Linked DNA regions of Homo sapiens: region 1 is linked to region 2. Evidence: chromatin contacts called from ENCODE Hi-C or POLR2A ChIA-PET data. All regions are on one chromosome and are shown on one strand. Each heading gives the region's core, a stretch centred on a gene start or an enhancer-like site at or near the end of the contact. The rest is flanking DNA. Distances are from core to core; before and after follow the strand shown.

Region 1 (6,283 bases), core at 18-2,517, 200 kb before region 2:
TAATACCCCAGTTCACGAACCTGAGTTTTGAGCAAGAGCACTAGGCAGAATAGGGAAAACAGGGCTGCAGTCCTCTGTCTACCATTAACCAGCAGCCAGGGAACAGGGCAAGACCTTTAGACTCCCTGGGCCAATCTGCCAACAGTAGACTCAGACCAGATGTGGTCTCATCTAATCCAACCTCCTCATAGATGCCCTCTGAGACTCTGCAGCCGTGGGCACAGGCCAGGAATGCCTCCCCCACCACCAAGTTAAAATCCTACTCATTTAAAAAAATTCCTGTTCAAATGTCACCTGCTTTGTCCGGCCCACCTGGTCACTCCCTCTACATTCTACAGATAACCTCTATTAGAGCCCTCACCACGCTGGAGTGTAATCATCTGTTTATGTGTCTCGTCTCCCAGACTAGACTCTCAGCTTCTCAAGGGTGTTGTTCTTGCCGCACTGGAATTTGTACACCTTGCCCCGAACAGTGCCTAGCACCTACAGGTGCTCAAAGAATAGAATAAACGCATTAATCAATCCCTAATGTCACCCCCCAGCTCTAAAATGCTAGGCTTGACATTTTGAAGTGCAAATGAGACAATGAATGTAAAAGTTCTTTTATTTAGTCGTTTAATAATGTGCATAGTACGTACCAGTCACTGTGACTGGTGCTGGAGACCTCAAGATTGTAAAACACAATCCCTGCCCTGCTGGGACCCCACAACTATGAAAGCGTGTAAACAGTATTTCAAGAAGGGCACCATTAGAGCCTGGTTCCACTTCTCCCCTCACTGACTTCCTTGCAGCTGCAGCTCTCTGCCTCTTTCCCCATGAGCCCTCAATCTGTCCTCAAGCTGCGACCTCTGTCCCAGTTGGCAAAAGTGCAAAATTCTGAAGCAACCACCCGAGCCTGTCGCGGACAACAAAGCCTGCAGTCCCGCGCCCCACTACCCGGACCCCCCTCCCCTGCTTCGGCGAATGTAAAAGTCCGTCTGCACCGAAGGGGATCCCCCCTGCCCAGTGAGCCGCGGTACAGTCCCTCCAAGCGCCGCCCCGGGGGAAGCCGGGCCTTTACTTGCCGACGCCCCCGCTTTCTAAACGGACCTTCGGGCCCGCTCGGGGAGCACAGAGTGTACCTGCGCGGCCCGCTGCTCCTTCCAGTGCTGCATCTGGTCGCTGGCGGGATCCCGGCTGTCAGCCATAGCGTGCGGTTTGCTGTGCAGAACACTGCAGGAGGCCTCGGCTCGTGGGTCTCCACCCTCAGCAGGCAAATCTGCCTGTTGCCCCGAGTCCGTGGCGACTTCAGGCTCAGCCAATCAGCACCACCCCCTCGTCCCGCCCCCTCGGGAGGACTGCCTTCTGATTGGCTGCTCGGCGCTAGGCAGGCCAAGATTGGAAGCCCAATGGGCTCGGAGCAGGGCTCTCCGAAGGAGGCCTGAAGACCGGAGATACCCAGGAGGGTGCGGAAAGGAAGGGTCCCGCTCTGGCCCAGCAATTGGAGAGCCTCGCCCCGCCGGCCCGGGGTGCCCGGGATAGCCGAACCCAGGGCGGGGCTCCCGGTTATCAGCATCCTTCAGGCCGCCCTGGGACGCGGCCGTTGGTGGCCTGCCAGTTTTGCAGACGGAATACTTAGACCCTGCTGGGTGGGGCCTTGCGCTCCATAGCTATGCTTTCTCAGCTCTTAAAAAGTCAGCAATCCTGGGTTAAATTACTCTGTACAAAATTAAATTTTGCCATACGCTAATGTAAGTATTATTTGCAACCAAAGGATGGATGGATGCTTTTCTTTTTCTTTCTTAGCTCTTCTTAACTTATTCGTGGATTATCACTTACTAGACTAGTATACTAATTATTTAATATAAAAACACTCTGAAACGTTTATCTCCGTACAGATGGGTGTTGATTTCCTCCTTTACCAGAGAAAAACAACTTAACTTAGATGGGAAAAATGTATTCCCTTGTGATGGGAAAAATGTATTCAACTCTGGTACACTGCCAAATTGGCTTCTTTAAACACTGGAGAAATCTGCTTCCCCAAATTTTACCCCCAGGTAAGCAGGAATTTTGAAAAGCTTTGTGTCTTTAAAAAGCTATGTTGAAGAGTAAAATACTTAGTAATATATAGTACAATATTTAGTAAGTTACTGACTAGTTTGTCATTGTAATCAAAGAGTTTGAATGATTTCTACACCTCCTCAGGTGCTAGGATTTATCTTTAAGCACCTTAATATATATACATAGTATATACCATCATCTTCAAATTAAAAGTTATCAGCTTTTAATTTTTTCCAGTACAACTACATATAATGGGTGGATATATAATAGTGGAAACTTCACATGTTGTTCTTGATCTTACAAAAGTATGATAAGAATCTTGGGCATAAAAGTGGAACTTTAGCAGTTCATTGGAAAAGAAAGCCACAAATTGATCTTTAGCACCCTATACTTTTCCTATATTAAAAACAATTATAAAGATGCTGTTGGCTGTGTAATTTGGTGTCTTTTTCTACCTGCCCGATCCATACTGCCAAGACTGTAAACTCCATGTGGGTCAGGATCCTCCCATCCATAATTTATTGAGCACTTACTATATACCAGGGACTATTCTCAGCTTTTTGTATATTTGCTTAGTTAACCCTCCCAACAACCCTATGAGTTAGATACTAATATTATCTTCATTTTACAGATTAGGAAACAGAGGTATAGGGAGGTTAAATAACTTGCCCAAAGTTACACAGCTATTAAGGGATAGTCAGGATTCTAGCTTCAGCTGTTCATCTCCAAAGTCCACAGTTTGTTGAATAAATAAATGTTGAAATAATCGAGCAAATCATCTTCTTAACTAACCAACACAAATATCAACAAAATAAATAAGAGACCTGGAGTCATTTCTTAACCTTTATTCATTATATAAAAAAAAGCATGTTTTTTTTTCCTTTGTTTTTGTTACTATGGATTTGAATTCCTAAAGAATTATTTCTAGAGAAAGAAATGGAGAAACAAGACTGGTTTCTGATCTTGTCATATCTTGTATTTTAAAATAAAGGGCAGGCTTACAAGTAATGACAATAAATTTATAATGTTACATAGGAGGCTGGGTGCGGGGGCTCACGCCTGTAATCCCAGCACCTTGGGAGGCCGAGGCAGGCGGATCACTTGTGGCCAGAAGTTCGAGACCAGTCTGGCCAACATGGTAAAACCCCACCTCTGCTAAAAATACAAAAATTAGCTGGGCGTGGTGGCACACGCCTGTAGTCTCAGCTACTCAGGTGGCTGAGGCGAGAGAATCACTTGAACCCAAGAGGCGGAGGTTGCAGTGAGCCAAGATTGTGCCACTGCACTCCAGCCTGGGTGACAGAGTGAGGCTTCATCTCAAAAAAATTAAAAATTAAAAAAAGTCACATATTAGGTGGAAGTTCTATCGACTATAATTACAGCTTAAATGAAAACACTTCTTAAAATCAGCCCTAGTTAAAAAATACTTGAAACCAAACCAATACAATTACCTAAAGGTAATTGCAAGTGATTGGTTAGGTAAACAAATTGGGTTCTAGGTTTTAATATTTTAGTCATATGAATTCATGGGTATTTTTATTGATATAAATAAAAATGTTATTTTAAAAATGCTGTTCTCTGAAGTCAATTTTCAGAACTCAATGAAAATAAAATATACTGGCACAAGACATACTGTTATTAATCCTGGTATCAACAAATTTGAAACCAAGCTTGCAAAGTAGACCATGTAACAAATGTTCAAGAAAAACATTTGAGTACTCAGCTAGGAATCTTTATAGACAAATTTTATTTCATCAGTATTGCAAGAAAAGAATGGAGAGAATGAACATCATGTGTTGTTGGATGACAGGCATACAAGACAGCACAAGGGGTAATTACTCTGTTCTGATTCCACCCATCCTCAGAGAGGCCGAGAATGTTCTACATATTTCAGTTTCATTCTCTTCACAGTGGCCTTGTGAGGTAAATTCAGAGTTAGGCAAAAAGGAAGAGAAAAGAACACAACAAGAAACAAAGAGAGTTACAATTCAGTATTGGCTGTTGGCTTTAAGAGAAGAGAATAAACATCACCACAGCTCCATGACTCCTGTTCACTGTGGAACAGGCTTGAGCAAGCCAAAGAAGAAGGTGGGATTTGCTTTAAAAAGTAGCAGTGGTGTTATATGCAGTAGCAGCACATACCTTCTGCTCTGCCTATTTGGCTGCACCATATCTTTCCCGCTTTAATATGAATAATTGCCTACTTGGGAGGAGGCAACCCAGATGTCCTCTGGTGTCTGGTGATGGCCATAGCATGAGCTATGCTAAGGAGAAGAACATGGATGTGCCTTTTCCCGCCTCGGCCTTACGTGCCACGCTACTGATCTGGTGTTTGCAAAAAAAGGAAACATAGGCCAGGCCTGGTGGCTCATGCCTGTAATCCCAGCACTTTGGGAGGCCAAGACAGGTGGATCTCTTGAGGTCAGGAGTTCAAGACCAGCCTGGTCAACATGGCAAAACCCTGTCTCTGCTAAAAATACAAAAATTAGCTGGGCGTGGTGGCTCTTGCCTGTAGTCCCAGCTGCACGTGAGGCTGAGGCAGGAGAATCGCTTGAACCCAGGTGGCAGAGGTTGCAGTGAGCCGGGGTCATGCCACTGCACTCCAGCCCGGGTGACAGAGCAAGACTCCGTCTCAAAAACAAAACAAAACAAAAAACAGAAGAAACATAGAAATAATAATTGGGAATTTGTTTTTACCTTCACTTTTTTTTCTTTTTTTTTTGAGACGAAGTCTCGCTCTGTCACCCAGGCTGGAGTGCAGCGGCAAGATCTCGGCTCACTGCAAGCTCTGCCTCTTGGGTTCATGCCATTCTCCTGCCTCAGCCTCCCGAGTAGCTGGGACTACAGGCGCCCGCCACCACACCCAGCTAATTTTTTTGTGTTTTTAGTAGAGACGGGGTTTCACCGTGTTAGCCAGGATGGTCTCGATCTCCTGACCTCGTGATCCACCCACCTCGGCCTCCCAAAGTGCTGGGATTACAGACGTGAGCCACCTCGCCCGGCCCTTAACTTATTTTTTATACTTACTAATGGAGGCTTGGAAAATGCAGGATAAAATATCAAACAATCATTCAAAGATTACGATAAACAGGTAACATTTTTACCAATATTTTCTCTCTTATATGTTTGTAAAGGAGTGTGTGTGTGTGTGTGAGAGAGAGTTTTACAATGGATCCTATAGAATACATAATCTTATATCCTGCTTTTTCCACCTAACATTATCAGATAAAACTTTTTCCAAGTCATTAAATCTTTTTCCAAAATGTGATATTTTTCTCCTATGCCTACACAATTTGCAATCAAAGGACTATTCCTTTATTTACATACTCCTTTACTGAGAACATTTAAATTGTTTTCTTCTATAACAGTACAGTGACATCCTTCCTCTACATTTGTATTTATTTCCTTAGGACCTGTTTTCAGAGGTCATTTTTGGTTCAAGTCATTTGAACTTTTTAAGGTTCTTGTGACATGTTGTTGATTGTTTTCTGCAATGCTCGAGCTAGTTTATACTGTCACAGGCACTGAGAGTGTGGATTGGAAGTGCAATTTTCAAGACAGGTGAATATCTGGATTCTGGATGTTCATCAATTGCATATTTCATCACATTCTTCTGAGAGAGAAGGCCTCTCATGTTATGTTCAGCCATAACCACTAACCCATGGGAGTCATCCAATATACTGGATGTCTGCTGTGTCCTGGGCCCCCTGCCTATTGGGCTCTGGGAGTACAACAGCAAAGGACGTGGACATAGACAAATAATCAGACAATAACACGGGGAAAAAGTGCTGAGAGAAGGGAAGGCCAGCTGTTATTAGGATTACCTAAGAAGGTCGCCTAACCTGAACCTGCTAAGTCATGGAGGCTTTGAGTAAAGCTGAGAAACTGAATAGGTGTCAGGCGTGGTGTCAGGAGTAAGCATTATATGATCCACCCTGCTACCGCAGAAATCCAGATTGTTAACCACTTTTCCCTAAAAGTCTGACTTCATTCATGGTGATATGGAGATGGCTTGAGTAGGACTCAGTAGCAAGCAAATATTTACAACAGGTGTTGAGCCTTTTTCAAGTTTGTGCAGGTCCACTGGCCTCTGAACTTGACTTTGACTAGCTTAAGCTCCTGCGGCTCACCCACATTCCCTCCTTGCCTCTGGGCTCCTGCAAGGCCTGGGTCAACCAGTCATGTTTAACTACTGGGATTCACATGCTTGGATTGAAGTTATTTTTCCAGTGCTGCTCTCTCA
Region 2 (5,971 bases), core at 2,442-4,941:
CACTCTTGTTGCCCAGGCTGGAGTGCAATGGTGCGATCTCGGCCCACTGCAACTTCCACTTCCCACCTCCCAGGTTCAAGCGATTCTCCTGCCTCAGCCTCCCAAGTAGCTGGGATTATAGGCGCCCACCACTATGCCCAGCTAATTTTTGTATTTTTAGTAGAGATGGGGTTTCACCATGTCAGGCTGGTCTCAAACTCCAGACCTCAGGTGATCTGCCCACCTTGGCCTCCCAAAGTGCTGGGATTACAGAAGTGAGCCTGGCCTTTAGTGGGTTCTTACTGAAGCCAGCCTGAACTGGGAAATGTCCAGATTTATACAAATAATGATTCAGAAAATGAGACTACCCTTTAAGAAGACCATATTCTGATCATAATCATAAATCTGGCAAATTCATTTATGGAGATAACAGGAAAACAATTTGAAATCAGAATATCCAGGAAAGGCCAGGCGCAGTGGCTCACGCCTGAAATCCGAGCACTTTGGGAGGCTGAGGCAGGAGAATCACTTGAACCTGGGAGGTGGAGGTTGCAGTGAGCTGAGATGGCGCCACTGCCCAGCCTGGGCAATAGAGCGAGACTCGGTCTAAAAAAAAAAAAAAAAAAAAAAAGAATATCCAGGAAAATCACGAGGACACAGCCGTGGTAATCAGTATGAAAGCATGAAAGCCCCCAGTATGGAATGTTTACTGTGTATCTATTGCATATTTAATCTTCATAACAACCTGATAGAGGTGGGTACTGTGGGCTCCATTTTACAGATGAGAAAACCTCAACACACACAGAGGGGTTCGGTAACTTGTCCAAGATGATCCAGAGGTACATATTCTGTCCCCAAAGCCCCTACTCTTGGCCACGACTCCATAAAATACTTCTAAACAGCTTGCTTCCCTTGTACAGTTTAAATGATTTTGTCTTTTTGCATACATTCAACTTTCTCATAAACTTGAGGTTCACCAAGGAGAGAATTATTTCCCCCACAGATAATAGCTGCCAAAATAGAGTCCGAATCCCTGAGGGTTCCCAGATGGCTGGGCACACCCAAGCTGCAGAGGCTGTCTGGAATGATTAGGGCAGAGGAAGGTGCTAATCTATCTAGGAGCGAGCAGCTTTGCGGCTGATGCGATTTCGTTTATCTACCCTCCTCGGTTCTTTGTCTCTTTATCCTCCTGTCTCCCTCCTGGCCTGGCTAACAGGCCTGATGTATCGGCATCTCAATCACTTCTGCTTCCCCAGGAGATCAAGGCCTGGCCTTGGGCCCTGAGGCCTCCCGGAGTAAATCAGTGGATTGAGGGGAGGGGGTGCCGGGGAGGCATCAAAAGAGAATGGGGTCCTCTGGCTTCAAGCTACCTAAAATCTGCTGCTTAAAATGCTGCTGTTAGGGAAAACTGGCGGCACAGAGTCCTTCTCCAGCCCTAGAAATAACCTCTCTGAAACCTGTCGAGTGACCCACCCCAAATTAGAAAGAATTTTTTGTCTTAAAAGGCACATTAAAGAGAGTCCTGTGTTTTCTGCCCTGTGCCTTCTGGAGGTAGAAGACAAGTGTGAATTCTCTACCCTTCTACAACAAGAGCAAAGGAAGAAGAAAATTTCCATATTTTCTCAGCTATTTCAAAACACATTTTTTTACCTTTCATATGAAGTGACTGTTCCAAATGACCTCTTCTTTCCAGGGAAAAAACTCTATTTTAATACTTTTTCTCCCCTCCTCTTTCTCCAGCCCTGTCTCTTTTTTCTATTTTTAATCTCCCTCTGCCAACAAGAATATCCACGGACTTCCCACCTGGCCTTTACCCTTCTCTTCCTTGCAGGGGTGTACCCACCAGCCTGCACCCGATGTCCACGATGTCTGTCCACCCCAGAACCCAGCAGCATCTCTCCCCGTCTGGCGCTCAGCCTGCTTCTGAGTGTGGGCAGCAGGGAAGCTAGGCGCTGTGCTTGCCCAGACCACACAGCTGTCTCTGTTTAGGGCTTTGCTGCCTGAAAGTTTGTTTCAAGGAGGAACAGGCTCTGCTCTGCCTTCTCAGCTTGGTCTCCTTACCTGGGGCACAAAGAGTGTTCACTTAGCTAGCGCTGACCTCCTGCAGCTAATTAATGCCTCTAGCATGGATCAGAAAAAGCTCTGCAAAGTGCAATTAGCGATGGATCACTTGTTGCTACTTCATAGGAGTGGTGTCAGCAGTATTCATGGCTTGTGGCTTAAAAGCCAGAAGGAGATCCCCAATCAGGTCCTGGATGGCTCTGATAGGCAAATCCTCTTAGGAAGGTGGGATCACAGGCACCAATTCCTTTTGACCTCCCCCGCTCCCCTTCCTGTGGGGCTTATTGAACAGAGGCTAATTCATTCAGTATTGGAGATGTAGCAGTTTATTGTGGGGTTCAAGATCCTTGTCATCTCTGAGGATAACAGAGAGAGCCCTTTTATTGAACTCTTGCTATGTGTCAGGCATTGGGTTTAGTGCTTTATGCGATATGTTCATAACCACTACAGAGAAGAAACCATATCCGCTTTACAGATGAAGAAACTGAGGTCTAGAGGTTAAGTACTTACCCCGGGTCATGGTCAGATATTTGGCTGATGGCATTCATTTCTTTTCTAGAAATGTCTTGAGCATCTATGTGGCTGACATTTTTCAGGCAATCCCTGCTATGCAGAGCTTGCATTTTAGAGGGAGTAGGGGCACCAGATACTGAGCAAGTAAGCAAATTAATAAACACAATAATCTCGGCCGGGCACGGTGGCTCACGCCTGTAATCCCAGCACTTTGGGTGGCTAAGGCAGGCGGATCACAAGGTCAGGAGATCGAGACCATCCTGGCTAACACGGTGAAACCCCATCTCTACTAAAAATACAAAAAAAAAATTAGCCAGGCGCCGTGGCGGGCGCCTATAGTCCTAGCTACTTGGGAGGCTGAGGCAGGAGAATGGCGTGAACCCAGGAGGCAGAGCTTGCAGTGAGCCAAGATAGCGCCACTGCACTCCAGCCTGGGCGAAGGAGCGAGACTCTGTCTCAAAAATAAATAAATAAATAAATAAAATAAACACAATAATCTCTGTATAAGTGCTTCAGGGAAACTAAAAGGGCCCTCTTCTGTGGCAGAACTGGGATTCCCAGTCTCTGAGGTTAAGCAGGAGCAGGTAGCATTACCCTGTAAGCTGGGAGTCGCAATAGGCAATTAGTTACCTGACTGTCCCAGGGCTTGGCACTGCCTGGTAGCCCTGCCTTTTCATAAGGAAAAGATTCCGCACAAAGCACTTTACCTAGGTTTTGTGAGAGGCGGAGCCAGAGCTGGCATCCGAGGTGTTCTCACAATGCTGGACTTTGAGGCACAGGAGAGAATTGCATTTCTCCTCTGAGCAGTGGAACCAGCCCTGGTGCCTCCCTTGCCCAGCCTCACCCTGGGACCCTGGGTGTGAGTAGTTAGTCTTGTTATCAGTGAGAGTAACCCAGGAATCTCCCTGATGGGGAAATCCCAGGTAATTTACTGTGTCTCTGATATTCCGGTTACAGCCTCTGCTCTAGAAAGGCCAGGGAGGGGAGAATCTAAAAGTTCTCCATTTCTCGCTTGAGATGGCATCCCCCCATGCTTTCCTTAGGCCTCCTTGAGTAAGGTGTCTGCAAATAGCTTCTCAGCATGACTTCACCCGGAAGCTCATCTGAGTGACTCACAGCCTGCTTTAGGCACCTCCTCCAGGGAGACGCTCTTACCCTTGCCCCCACCCCAACAGGGGAGGGGAGGGGAGAAGGGAAACCCCCTAACTGAGCCACGGAGAAGGCCTTGCCAGAGCACTGTGGAAAATACCTGCAGCCCAGCTTGGCCCTGCTTCAGGTGCCCTGGGATGTATGGTTTCTCTAGTCTTCTGAGAGGGATCAAGCTGACAATTCAAATTTGAGGGAGCGATGACCCTGGAAACTGTGTAGGTCTTAAAAAGAAATATATATCCAAACACACTGACCTGAAAAGATGTCCACAAAATACAGGATTCAGCATTAGGTGAAAAATAATTTCATTATGTTCCTGTTTCTCAAATTCGGTTTGTGATTTTAAAAAATTGATAGGTTAGTACATGTATTTGTACATGTACTATTTGTACTAAAAGCCTATTTGAAGAAAAATTATAATATATTAATAATAGTTATCTCTGGGAGGTAGTATTAAAAGAAACTTTATTCATTATTCCTTTCTGATTTTTAAAAAATAATCATAATTACCTTTATAATAAAAAAAAAAAAGGTGGGCCAGGTACAGTGGTTCATGCCTATAATCCCAGCACTTTGCAAGGCCAAGGCAGATTGCTTGAGCCCAGGATTTCAAGACCAGCCTGAGCAACATGGTGAGACCTTGTCTCTACAAAACATTTTTAGAAACTTAGCTGGGTGTGGTGGTGTACCCCTGTGGTCCCAGCTAATTGGGAGGCTGAGGCAGGAGGATTGCTTGAGCCCAGGAGTTTAACGCTGCAGTGACCTGGGAGGCGGAGGCTGCAGTGAGCCAAGGTCACACCACTGCACTTCAGCCTGGGCAACAAGGAGGCTCTGTCTCAAAAAAAAAAAAAGCTGCAGTGAGCCATGATCATGCCATTTCCCTTCTGCCTGGGTAATAGAGCAAGACCCTGTCTCAAAAAGAAAGGGTTGTTTTTTTGTTTTGCTTTGTCTTCAAAAAAATAAAAAGAAAAATCCTCATGCACCAAGCCCAGGTGTCCTAATTGTGTCCTCATTATTAAATGCCTAACTTCCCGTGGTGGACTGTTAGCAGGAAGCGACTGGGATGGACTTAACATTCACTTAGCAAACAGCTACCTCCCTAGCCACTGGAGGACCAAACCACTATGACAGGGTGTCTCCCTTCAGTGGCTCCCAGCATGATGGAGGGGGTAGTATATGTTTTGCGGGGCATTTGGGGTTTTGGGGGGAGGTTAGGGGGTTTTTTGAGACAGAGTCTCCTTCTGTCACCCAGGCTGGAGTGCAGTGGTGTGATTATGGCTCACTGCAGCCCTGACCTCACAGGCTCAAGAGATCCTCCCACCTCAGCTTCCCAAGAAGCTGGGACCATTACGCCTGGCTAATTTTATTTATTATTATGTATTTTTTTTTAAGAGACAGAGTCCCACTATGTTGCCCAAACTGGTCTCAGTGATCCTCCCACCTTGGTCTCCCAAAGTTCTGAGATTACAAGTGGGAGCCACCATGCCCCCTGACCAACCACCACCCTGCACCCAAGGCCAAGGGCTCGATAAATACTTTGCAAACAAATGGATATGTAAATGAGTAGATACTAAGTGGTCTGTGAGAGAAGGCTACAGATTGTGGTGGGGCTTCAGAAGGTCTCGAGAGGTCCCTTGCTGGGGATTAGGTTAGGCCTCGTGATGGTGCTTCTGGGATATTCCTTTTCTCTAGGATTTAAATGTCTCATTTAAGAACAATTTTTTTTTTTTTTTTTGAGACAGAGTCTCCCTCTATTGCCCAGGCTGGAGTGCAGTGGCGCGATCTCAGCTCACTGCAGCCTCCGCTTCCCAGGTTCAAGTGCTTCTCATGCCTCTGCCTCCCAAGTAGCTGGCGCTACAGGCGTGCACCACTATGCCCTGCTAATTTTTTGTATTTTTAGTAGAGATGGGGTTTCACCATGTTGGCCAGGCTGGTCTTGAACTCCTGACCTCAAATGATCCACCCACCTAGGCCTCCCCAAGTGCTGGGATTACAGGCATGAGCCACCACTCCCAGCATAAGAACAATTTTAGATTTACATGAAAGTCGCAAGAGTATTACAGAAAGTTTCCAGATACCCCACACCGTTTCCCCTATTAACATTATTAACTAAAGTTCATACTTCTTTAGGATTTCCTTAGTTTTTACCTAATGTCCTTTTTCTGTCTCAGGAACCCATGCCATATTTAGTTGTTATATGTCCTTAGATTCTTCTTGGCTGTGACAAGACTTTCTTTGTTCTTGGTGAGCTTGACAGTTTAGAGGAGAG

The links. Hi-C counts contacts between places; a loop is a spot of excess contacts on that map. ChIA-PET counts read pairs that join two places held with the same protein, here RNA polymerase II (POLR2A). Pooled maps may share reads with other maps.
Region 1: a loop to region 2 is called in a map of B cell, with 16 times the contacts of the local background. The contact joins the promoter of CAT here to the enhancer-like site in region 2. A Hi-C loop is called at or near these places in 2 of 168 maps with a recorded cell type or tissue (B cell and CD8-positive, alpha-beta T cell), 12 of 37 single-sample maps with no recorded cell type and 11 of 50 pooled maps. POLR2A ChIA-PET finds 5 or more read pairs at or near these places in 5 of 52 experiments (K562, OCI-LY7, Panc1 and 2 more).

The regions. Positions count from the first base shown.
Region 1 is chr11:34,433,918-34,440,200 of GRCh38, reverse strand. CAT (catalase) reads right to left here and starts at 1,267. Exons shown (of 13, transcript NM_001752.4): 1 at 1,122-1,267. The coding sequence starts at 1,187. It overlaps LOC105376622 (a long non-coding RNA gene), which reads right to left. Exons shown (of 3, transcript XR_931180.3): 3 at 3,879-3,955. RefSeq lists enhancers at 935-1,234, 1,405-1,454.
Region 2 is chr11:34,231,916-34,237,886 of GRCh38, reverse strand. All of the region lies in intron 1 of ABTB2 (ankyrin repeat and BTB domain containing 2), which reads left to right. Among named protein-coding and RNA genes, the nearest start is that of ABTB2, 120 kb to the left of the region's middle. RefSeq lists enhancers at 3,356-3,685, 3,362-3,886. Within about 2 kb of position 3,691, at least 13 of the 41 ENCODE cell types and tissues checked have a DNase peak (open chromatin) inside an H3K27ac peak, as active enhancers do; they include B cell and Panc1, where a contact is called at or near this core.